Linked DNA regions of Homo sapiens: all the other regions are linked to region 2. The links are chromatin contacts, found by Hi-C or POLR2A ChIA-PET in ENCODE. All regions are on one chromosome and are shown on one strand. Each heading gives the region's core, a stretch centred on a gene start or an enhancer-like site at or near the end of the contact. The rest is flanking DNA. Distances are from core to core; before and after follow the strand shown. Region 1 holds the start of SCARB2 (scavenger receptor class B member 2). Region 2 holds the start of BMP2K-DT (BMP2K divergent transcript). Region 3 has its middle 21 kb from the start of RASGEF1B.

What was found. Hi-C counts contacts between places; a loop is a spot of excess contacts on that map. ChIA-PET counts read pairs that join two places held with the same protein, here RNA polymerase II (POLR2A). Pooled maps may share reads with other maps.
Region 1: a loop to region 2 is called in a map of CD4-positive, alpha-beta T cell, with 5 times the contacts of the local background. The contact joins the promoter of SCARB2 here to the promoter of BMP2K-DT in region 2. A Hi-C loop is called at or near these places in 1 of 168 maps with a recorded cell type or tissue (CD4-positive, alpha-beta T cell) and 10 of 50 pooled maps.
Region 3: a loop to region 2 is called in a map of tibial artery, with 30 times the contacts of the local background. The contact joins the enhancer-like site here to the promoter of BMP2K-DT in region 2. A Hi-C loop is called at or near these places in 2 of 168 maps with a recorded cell type or tissue (CD4-positive, alpha-beta memory T cell and tibial artery) and 6 of 50 pooled maps. POLR2A ChIA-PET finds 5 or more read pairs at or near these places in 1 of 52 experiments (activated T-cell).

What each region holds. Positions count from the first base shown.
Region 1 is chr4:76,212,037-76,215,075 of GRCh38, reverse strand. SCARB2 (scavenger receptor class B member 2) reads left to right here and starts at 1,252. Exons shown (of 12, transcript NM_005506.4): 1 at 1,252-1,649. The coding sequence starts at 1,533. It also overlaps a transcript of FAM47E not described here. RefSeq lists silencers at 914-1,533, 1,447-1,851.
Region 2 is chr4:78,774,385-78,777,486 of GRCh38, reverse strand. It overlaps BMP2K-DT (BMP2K divergent transcript), which reads left to right and starts at 1,517. Exons shown (of 1, transcript NR_186689.1): 1 at 1,517-3,102. It overlaps BMP2K (BMP2 inducible kinase), which reads right to left and starts at 1,137. Exons shown (of 16, transcript NM_198892.2): 1 at 766-1,137. The coding sequence starts at 943. RefSeq lists silencers at 233-433, 795-1,464, 1,555-1,804 and enhancers at 8-638, 1,271-1,901.
Region 3 is chr4:81,490,817-81,494,329 of GRCh38, reverse strand. No RefSeq gene overlaps it. Among named protein-coding and RNA genes, the nearest start is that of RASGEF1B, 21 kb to the right of the region's middle. RefSeq lists an enhancer at 1-706. Within about 2 kb of position 2,214, at least 5 of the 41 ENCODE cell types and tissues checked have a DNase peak (open chromatin) inside an H3K27ac peak, as active enhancers do.

The DNA of each region.
Region 1 (3,039 bases), core at 3-2,502, 2.6 Mb after region 2:
AGCAGGGATACTAAGGCGGGCCTCTTTCTGGGAGATGCCAGACTTCTGGGACAAGCCCATTTGGCTAAAGGATTCCCCACCCCAATGGCCTTGCTGAACTTTTTATACATGGACTGTATATATATCAAATGCTTCCTTCCACCCAACCTTCCTTCCTTGCTTGCCTCTTTCCTTCACAAGGATCACACCTGCATCCCAGGTCCAGCTCCCTGTTTTCCCTCAAAACTCTCTTGCATAGTACCCCCATCTGGGACTGTTTCTGGAGGACTGGGACAAACACAACCTCCTATTCATAGGACTGCCAAGGGTATTAAATGAGTAGAACTGTGCAAAGAAACTAGTAAAGGGCTGGCGTAGAAGAAACACTCATTTAACGAACACTTCTTGAGTCCTGGCTGTGTGCAGGTCTTGGTCCTGGGTGTCTGGGACACCACAGTGAGCAAAGCAGGCAAGAACACCAGCGATGCCTGCTTTAAGCTCCTTCCCAACTTCCACATCTTTAACAGGATACCAAGAGCCCTTCAAAGTCTGACCTCTTGGGGCCTCAACACCTCCGACTCCACCCCCTGAACACCTGAGCCTACAGTCAAAAGGAACTTCCTTCTTGCTTCCTACAGGTTTTGCTCTTTCACCCCCAATGCCTTTGCTCACCGTTTCCTTCTCCGTGAAATGCCTCCTCCTCCCTTTTTTGCACATCTTCCATTCTTGCACATGCCCCTTACGTGACAAACTTATGCATCCCCCAGGCCCCAGTTCAATGTGGGGCCCTAGGTCATCCAGGCAGAACATGCTTGCTGGCATGATCTCAGCAGGCACCTGGTAGAAGCACTTGCTACATTGTGTTGTAATTGCGGTAACGGTGTCCCCGCTAACTTGCGAGCGCCTCTAGAGCAGGGGAATGTCCCAGCCACCTTGAATCCCCAGCGCGTGGCCCATGGGAGGCCCTCAGACCTATCTGCGGAATGAGTAAATGAGTGTGTGAACCAGGTTCGGCAATTTCGGTGGGGCGAGCGCTGGGCCTGCGGTGCAGGGCGCTGGGAGCGGCCAGGCCGGGCCTGGCTCAGGCGCCGCAGCCACTCAGGGCCACCGGGGACCGGCCGGGGAGGGCGCGGGCCGAATCACTGCCGCCGCCGCAGGGCACATGACTGCGGCCTCCGCCCCCGCCCGCCTCCCCGCGCAGTCGCCGGCGGTTGCCTCGCGGGGTTGCGGCGAGCCCGGCCCGCGAACGTCACGTCCCTGCGCGCTCCCTGCACTCTCCCGAGCTGCGCTAGGCGGGCGCCACGGCTGCCCGGCGAAGGAAACCGAAACCGAGTCCGGGCCCGTCCCTCCGCGGCCCCATCCGCCCGGTGCACCCGGGGCCGCGCTCGCCAGGCCGCGGAGCCCAGAGCTGCGCGCACGAACCGTGCGCCGGGAGGGCGTGGGCGTGGCGCCGAAGGGTCCCGGGTCTTCGACGCCTCTGCGGCGGCTCCTCCCTCCTTGCAGTTGGATCCCTGGCGGGTGCGGCCCGGCCCGGCCCGTGAGCGGCGCACAGAATGGGCCGATGCTGCTTCTACACGGCGGGGACGTTGTCCCTGCTCCTGCTGGTGACCAGCGTCACGCTGCTGGTGGCCCGGGTCTTCCAGAAGGCTGTAGACCAGAGTATCGAGAAGGTGAGGCGGGGCGGGCTGTGTGTGTGTTGTGGAGTCGTCCAGCTCACCCTCCCATCCCTGCTGCTACATCTTGTATGGGAAAGACCAGCACTCAGGCAGACCCTCCGCGCTAGAGCTCTTCTTGCGTCCCTGTCTTCCAGGGCTTGGTAGGCGAGGGTTAAAGAAGGATGAGGAAGGATGGAGCCGACTCTGTTCCCTTTACAGTGATAAGTAAGGCTATGGATCCTGACTTTTAAAAAGGCCTTCGGTTGTGTTCTGTCGTTTGCATCTCTCCCCACTCCTTCCGTCTACACCCCAATCTCAGGTGGGCCCAAACTTGTTTCCTTCCCACTTCATGAAGAAACAGAACTGAATGAAAGACACCGCAGAAGAGGCAGGTTATGTTGTCTGCTTGCTGTAGCCTTTGAAGTGGTGTGCGCCTGGGGATGAGACGTGGGTGTGCGGTCTATTGTGTTCTTGCCCTCTTGGGCTGGGCAGGGGCAGTTGGTAGCTGGGCCAGTCCTTTAGGCTGGGTGACAATTCATCCATCAGTCTTTGCTGAACGCTGACTTAGTGGCTTTGTATCTTGTACCAACAGTCTGTGTTGCTTTGTCTCACCATGAATTCTTGTTTTTCTCAAACGGCCATAATTTTCAGGCACAGATGCATTTAGATACCCTACAAGAATCTGAACTTGTCTCTTCCTCTAGATGATTGGGCTGGAGAGCCAGTCCTTTAAGAAGACTTCATCTTTTGATTTCACTGGTCATTTCATCTGCCCTTTCCCCCACATCCACCAAGCTGTGTCAAAAGAGGAACAAAAGAGAATTACTGGGATCATTTTTTCCTTAAAAAAGAAAAATAATCACTGGAGCAGCAGCCTTTCTTGTTAGCATCCATAACTGCACGCTTCATTTCTCCCACTGGTCTGCACTTGCTGCGGCCAGATAAAAAAGCCCAGGCCTAGTCTACTTTGAATCACTGCACTCTCCAGTCAGTAAAGCTATTTTATTCCAGGTGGCAATGGATATCTTCCTTTAACTGAGTTTCCAAAAGTAATTAAGTGAGTACCTGAAATCTGGCAGTTAAAGGCAGTTTTTCAAAAAGCACCATGGCAAAGCATAATGTAATTTTTAAAGTTCACATTGCCAAGGGAAGACAAGGCCCACTGTCTGAGCGTCTCGAGGGTCAGTTTCCTTTGAGCAATCATGTTCAAGGAAAAAAGAAACTGAATCCTTTCTCCACTCCTGTCCATGTCCAAATCCATGGTGAGCTGTGTTTGAGGATGTAAACTCTTGCTTTGGGTGACTAGAGTAAAGCAATCCAATTATAGTAAATATGTGAGTTTTCTTATATGGCCTTGAAAGGCTGTTTCAAGGAGCCCTATAGGATGAGTGATCTTCCCCGTGGT
Region 2 (3,102 bases), core at 268-2,767:
TTTTGTAAGTAGACTTCTACCTGCCGTCATAACCTGTTCCAGATCATGAAGGACCGACCACAAAACCTCGTTAAGTGAAAGTTAACCTGCTTTTATATCACCTTTTAAACTACTATCAAAGAGACATACTGGGAGGGCATGAATAGCACCTTGTCCAACAGAGAAGATTCTAAATAACAAAGATAAATGGGCTCCAAGTTTACCTGCTCCTCAGTGCAACCTACTAACTGAATTTAGAGCAAAGGATCACCTCCAACACGCACACATGCACACAAATACATTGTTTTTCAACAGATGACTGAGCTGCAGCAAAGCCCAGCTTGACACCAGGGGCTGCAGGGTCCTATGCCCTGCAGCGCGGGTGGAGGCTTAGATGAAAAGGCCAACGCATGACACCCGTCTGAGCCACAGCTGGCAGAACGGAGCTTCAACCCTGTTCGATCTGACCCTCTAATGAGTCACTGGCCCAATCGTAACACCAACCCACTTCCTAGCCCGTCTACTACCTATTTTCTCGCGTCAAAAAGCACAGAAAATGATTTAAACTAGGCATGAGAGAACTGTGCACCGGCCGGGGCAGCCAGCGGCAAGAAAAGCCAGCTTAAGAGAGAAAGCCCGAGCCACTCTTTAGGAGCCCCCGCTGGCCCGGCAGCAGAGGAAGAATGGGGTATAAGAGTCAGTCCGGAGGGCGAGGACCCGGAGAAGCCGCCGCCACACCCCAACCCTCCCTCACCTGCCTGTCCGAGCCTCCCCGGGCGCCCGTACCTTCGGCCAGCGACTCTTCCAGGGTGACCTGGTGGCGGCCGACCGCGAACACCCGGACCCCCACGGACGAGCCGCCGGAGCCGCAGCCGGCCCCGGCCCCGGCCCCGCCAGCCCCGCCACCCGCCGCTCCGCCGCCGCTGCCGCCCTCCGACTTGGGCATCCGAGAGAACTTCTTCATGGTCCCGCCGGCGAGCTGGAGGGCGCAGGGAGCGTGCAAGGGCAAGTCCCCGGCCCGGCGCGCAGCCGGGCGTCCGCGAGGGGTCGCCGCCCCTGGCCCGTCCGAGCGTGCTGCGGCCCGCCAAGCCTCACATTCCGCGCTCCCCAAGCGCACAGCCTGGGCCCCGCCGCCCGCTCCGCGGCTCCGCTGCAGCTGCCCGGCTCCCGCAGAGGGCGGTGGGGAGGGCGGGGACGGGGCGGGGCGCGAGGGGGCGGGTCCGAATCCAGGGGCGACGCCGCCGCCTCCGCCAGTGCCCCGGGCGTCCCGCCGCCTCACTAAGCGCCTGGAGCGCGAGCCGGGGTAGAGGAAGAGAGCGAAAGAGGCTGGGCGGCCGGCCCCTCCAGGGAGTGGGCTAGACGTCTCAGGCCACAAACCCGCAGGACCGCAGCCCGTCGCGCCGCCGCCGCCCCGGCCGAACCCGCGCCGCCCGCCACTCGTGGCCGTTGGCGGGGGGGGGGGGGGGGCGCTGCTGCCAACCGCTCACTGAGGCCGGGCGACCCGCGCAGGCGCGCTGCCCGCGCCGCCGGAAGTGACGGTTCCGGCTCTTGTCACGTGGAGGGGGACCAAGGGAGGTGATTGTGGGGGTTGGGGACTAGGGCAAAGTCGGGGGTCCCGGGTCCGGGGTTGCGCCGGGAGGGTACTGGCCAGGCCCGACTTCAAGCAGGGAGGTGGCCCGGGACTGGCTCCCGCGCTGGTCACGCACCGGGGTCCGTCATCTCGACCGGGAGTCGCTGTGCCACTCTAGGGGCTTAAAAATGCCGCCAACAACTTTACCCCTGCTGAGGAACTTCTCGCTTCGTTTCTTAGCCAGTTTTCCAGGCCTTCTCCCTTGAGAGTCTCCTTCCGCTCGCCCACCCTGAGCGTAGGAGGTGGGAGCAGGACGGAACTGGAGTGGATTCCAGTAACTGGACTTCTAAACCGGCTCGGTGTCGTCGCGCTCTGTAGCGGACGCTTGTGCTGGGAAGCGTTTTGCAGTTTATAAATTACTTAGGAGTACTTTAAACATCTCACGCCTGCTGTACCACAGCCATGTGGGGGTATTCAGAACAGGTATTAAGGTCGTTTTGCAGACCATTCATCACTCTTGGCTAAAAGAACTTAACGGAGTCGCCCAAGGTCACACAGCTGGCTCGTGGTAATTGGGGACCATTCTTTGATTCATAATTTTGTGCTTTTGGCCACCCTGAAAAAGTAAGGTCAGATCGTTGAAAAACGGGCAGATTTAAGGCTGTTTGGAAGCAAAAGCGACCACTGCGTTCCCCTCAAATCAAAGAGATTTGCACCCCCTACCAAAAAAAAAAAAAAAAAAAAAAGCCCTGTTGTATCAATTTCATAAACTGCAGGAGTCTCCCGACTGCAGGGTGAAGCAACAAAATAAATATGGGTGTAAAACATTCAGGAGTGGTAGGGAATGGCAAACTGTAGAGCCTGTGTAAAGAGAGCAGCCAATTCTCAGCTCCAGCCTACTTTTCCACAAAAGAAGATAGGCACACACACTGTGCCCAGAGGTTCCAGTTTCTTAAGAGAACCAAAAACCTGGAACTGTTTTCTAATGTGGCATTTCCCTAATTTTTAAAATATAGATCAAATAAATTGTATCTGCAGGACTCCAGTATGCACCTTCTATGAAAGTAGATGAATGTGGTTCTATCCCCACCCCTATTTCTTTATTCTTTTTAATGAGATAACGGGTAGAAACATTAGAAAATGTGCTTAGACAAAAACTTTGAACTTAAAATCCTTGTTCTTTCTTCCCTGCTATTTGAAGAGAAGCTATTTCTGCCAACACTAAAATAGTGCTCTGGATTTAGGCATTTCTGCTACATAACCCACTAAACTAAAATTCTTCATCCAGAGACCTGACGTTTAAAGTAGATTCCAGCTTAGTGGAAGTGAGATTATATGTCAGATGATTGATGTGGTGTGGCAGTTGGGGATTTCCATTTAGAAACAAGCTGACCACTTTCGTTGCTGTGGGGCTTCATTGTGGAGTCTCATTCCTAAATTTGAATTGTTTTTTAAGCAGAATAATGGAAAGATTAAGTCATTTCATGCAATTCAAAACTGGAGTCAGACAAACATACAAAGTTTGGGCCTGATATAACTTCACCTGATCACAA
Region 3 (3,513 bases), core at 965-3,464, 2.7 Mb before region 2:
TTTAGCGAAACTGGTAAGTAATAGAATTGATTCTGAAACTCCACAGCAAGAATAAGGGATATAAGACTGTCTGGGATACTTTCTACTTAAAAACATGCATTTCCCATGGCTTTTGATAGGGATTTTCCAAAATTTTTAGATTTTTGAATATGTGCTATATTTATGCTGTTCAAACACAATAAAATATGACAAACTGTCTTGTGAAAAGTTTCCTTCCTGTTTCTCCCACCCACTGTCTTACACCCACCAAGTTCCCATCCCCTCCCCTAAATAGCTAACTACTTACCAGTTCCTTATTTATCTGACCCCAATTTTTCATGTATAAAATATTACAGTACAAATATATATTCCTTCTTGTTTCCTTTTATAAACAAAGAAACAAACAAACAAACGAACAAAAACAGGGTCTTGTTCTGCCTCCCAGAGTAAGACCTGTGCTCAAGTGATTCTCCTACCTTAGCCTCCTGAGTAGCTGGGACTACAGGCATGCACCACCACATCCAGTTAATTTTTTAAAACATTTTTTTCTTACTATGTTGCCCAGGCTGCTCTCTAACTCCTGGTCTCAAGTGATCCTCCTGCTTCAGCCTCCCACAATGTTGGGATTACAGATGTGAGTCATCATACCTGGTCTCCCTCTTTTATATATATTGTAGGATACTCTACATAATGATTCTATATATTTTTTCACTAAACAATATATTAGCATTCCATATCAATACGTAGTGTCCCTGTGGTTTCCTATTATACTGCAAAGTGTTTGATTCTGTTATTACATTTTATTTATTAAATAAATACAATTTATTCATCGAATTCACTAATGATGGATAGTTGCTTCTAATCTTTTCTCATAATGGAATGAGTAATGTTCTTTATGTGATATTTCACATAATGAGTGGAAGGTATCTATACAATAATTTTCCTTAGTTGGTATTATTTGATCAAAACATATATGCATTCGTATTCCTCCACTATGGTAGATTTTCTTATGAGTTAAAGGAAATCTTATGAGTTAAAGGAAAAGATCTCAGAATTAGTTTTAATTTACAATTTTGCTATTGTGAGTGAGAGTGACCCTTTTTTATCAGTATAAAAGCCTTTTCAGGTACAAACTGTATGTTTATGTCTTTTTCTGATTTTCTATTGGATTATTAGTGATTTTCACTTAGTAACAGTACAGTAAATAAGTGTATATTCATCATTTCCTAAATTTGCTCTGGTTATCTTTTTTTTTTTCAAGAAGATACTCATTCTTGACTCCTTTTTATTTGAAGCTACAGGTGTAGAATTGTGGCAATCACGTATGAGTCATACACCTTTTTTCATTCTGTTCTTAGGATTTGGCCAAAGTCAAATTCAAACAAATAGAAGTATAACTATACCCTAAATCCTTCTCTTTCTATAGCATTCCTCCACATGGTTAAAATTTGCTCAGTATCTTTAAAACAACAACAGTTACAACCAAGACAAACTCCTGATCTTTCTTTCACCTTAAGTAATTTTGGAATCTTTCTACCAGTCATTAAAATAAGAACTGGAAGAACTGGTAATGTGAAAAGAAAAACAGAGAGTGAATTGTCTGCAGCATAACTAATGTAACACTATAGCTGAATGATTGTTTGCTCATTTTTCCTTTCTCAGAAGTTTGAAAATGATTCTTTTCCCATTGATATGTAGTTTTCAGAAATTTGCAAAGCAGTGGCCTATTGTGATTTCTCTAAAGATGCTATAAAATTAACCTGTTGGCTTCATAGTACGCCATGTAGTATGAAAGGAAGAAGTATGAAAGGAAGAAGATGAGGTTGACTGTAAGCTGAATGTTAATTAACTAATAATTAATTAATTCAGCATGTAATATTGAGTAGTAATTATGAGCCAAGCCATCTGCTCAACTCTGAGAATATGTAGTAGTAAATAAGGAAGGTGTACCCCTTGCTTTTCAGAGCTTATATTCTAAACCAGTTCCTTTTTACCCCAGTTAACACATGAAAATCACCTGGGGAGCTTTACAAAAATACCAATCCCTTTGTCCAAGTCAAGAATTTCTAGGGGTATAACTCAGGAACAAATATTTTTTTAAAACTCCCCAGTGATTTCTAAGTGAAGACAGAGTTGAAACCACTAGTCTAGCCAGACCTCAGAGATAGCTAGGAAACCACACAATATTTTGAAGAGGAAGTGGTCATGGAAATTTTGATGTGAAGTAATATGAACTACGTAGCATTGACTTGGAAACATTCTTGCCACAATGTTTCACTTAAAAGCAATAGGGGCATAAGACCTGCATTCCAAGGTATAGATAACAGAGAGGATAGAAGAACAAGTTAAATGACACTTTGAGGAAAAATATCAAACAAGTTCAGAAATTGGTACTAAGCCAAATGTCCTGGCTTCTTCAAAAAAGACAATGTCAAGAAAAGCAAGAAAAGGTTGGAAATGAGGTAAGAACTGATAAAAATTAAAAGAGAATAAAGAAACACCAACCAAATATAACACATGAACCTTGAGTATATCCTGGTTCAAAATGTCCTTGGGAACAATTTAGGAAATTTAAATATGTACTAGAAATTAGATCATATTAGGGATATTAGGGGATATTGTTGCTTTTTTTTAGGTGACAATTATATCATTATCTATGCACAAGAATGTCCTTATTTATATATATTTTCTCGAGATGGAGTCTTGCTCTGTCAACCAGGCTGGAGTGCAGTGGTGTGATCTCGGCTCACTGCAACCTCCACCTCCTGGGTTCAAGCGATTCTCCTGCCTCAGCCTTCTGAGTAGCTGGGATTGCAGGTGCCCGCCACCACGCCCAGCTAACTTTTGTATTTTTAGTAGAGACGGGGTTTCACCATGTTGACCAGGCTGGTCTCAAACTCCTGACCTCTTGATCCACCCGCCTCAGCCTCCGAAAGTGCTGGGATTACAGGCGTGAGCCACCGTGCCCAGCCAAGAATGTCCTTATTTTTAAAAGATTCACATTAAAGTATTTTTATGGGTGTCTGCAACTTTCAAATGGTCCTTCAACAACACAAAATGAAATCACACATATAGATAAGCAAATATAGTCACACTTTTTAAAGGTGTTTGGAAGAGGCCGAGGTATTAAAGATGAAAGAGGCTACTGAATAGTGATGATAATTATATTTAATTAGCTACAATTTCTTGAGTAAGTTCTATGTTCCAGATAAGGTGCTAATGACATTATATGCATGATTTAATTTTATTTTTAAAATAAGCTTGATTATTTTAATCTTATGAATAAGAAAACTGAAGCTTGGAATGATTGAACCACTTGTTCAAGTTCACACTGAGCTACATTTGAACCAAGCTCTTCCTGTTTCCGTTGTGGGTGATCTTGATCATTACGCAGCTTTGCTTCCACCTTAAACTGCAATATAAGCACTGAGGTAATGGAAAGCCCATTTGCTTTGGATTTACTTCAGTTACAGCACTTATTACAATGCAAATTCACCTAATTATTTATGTGTCTGCTCCATAGACTGTGTCCTC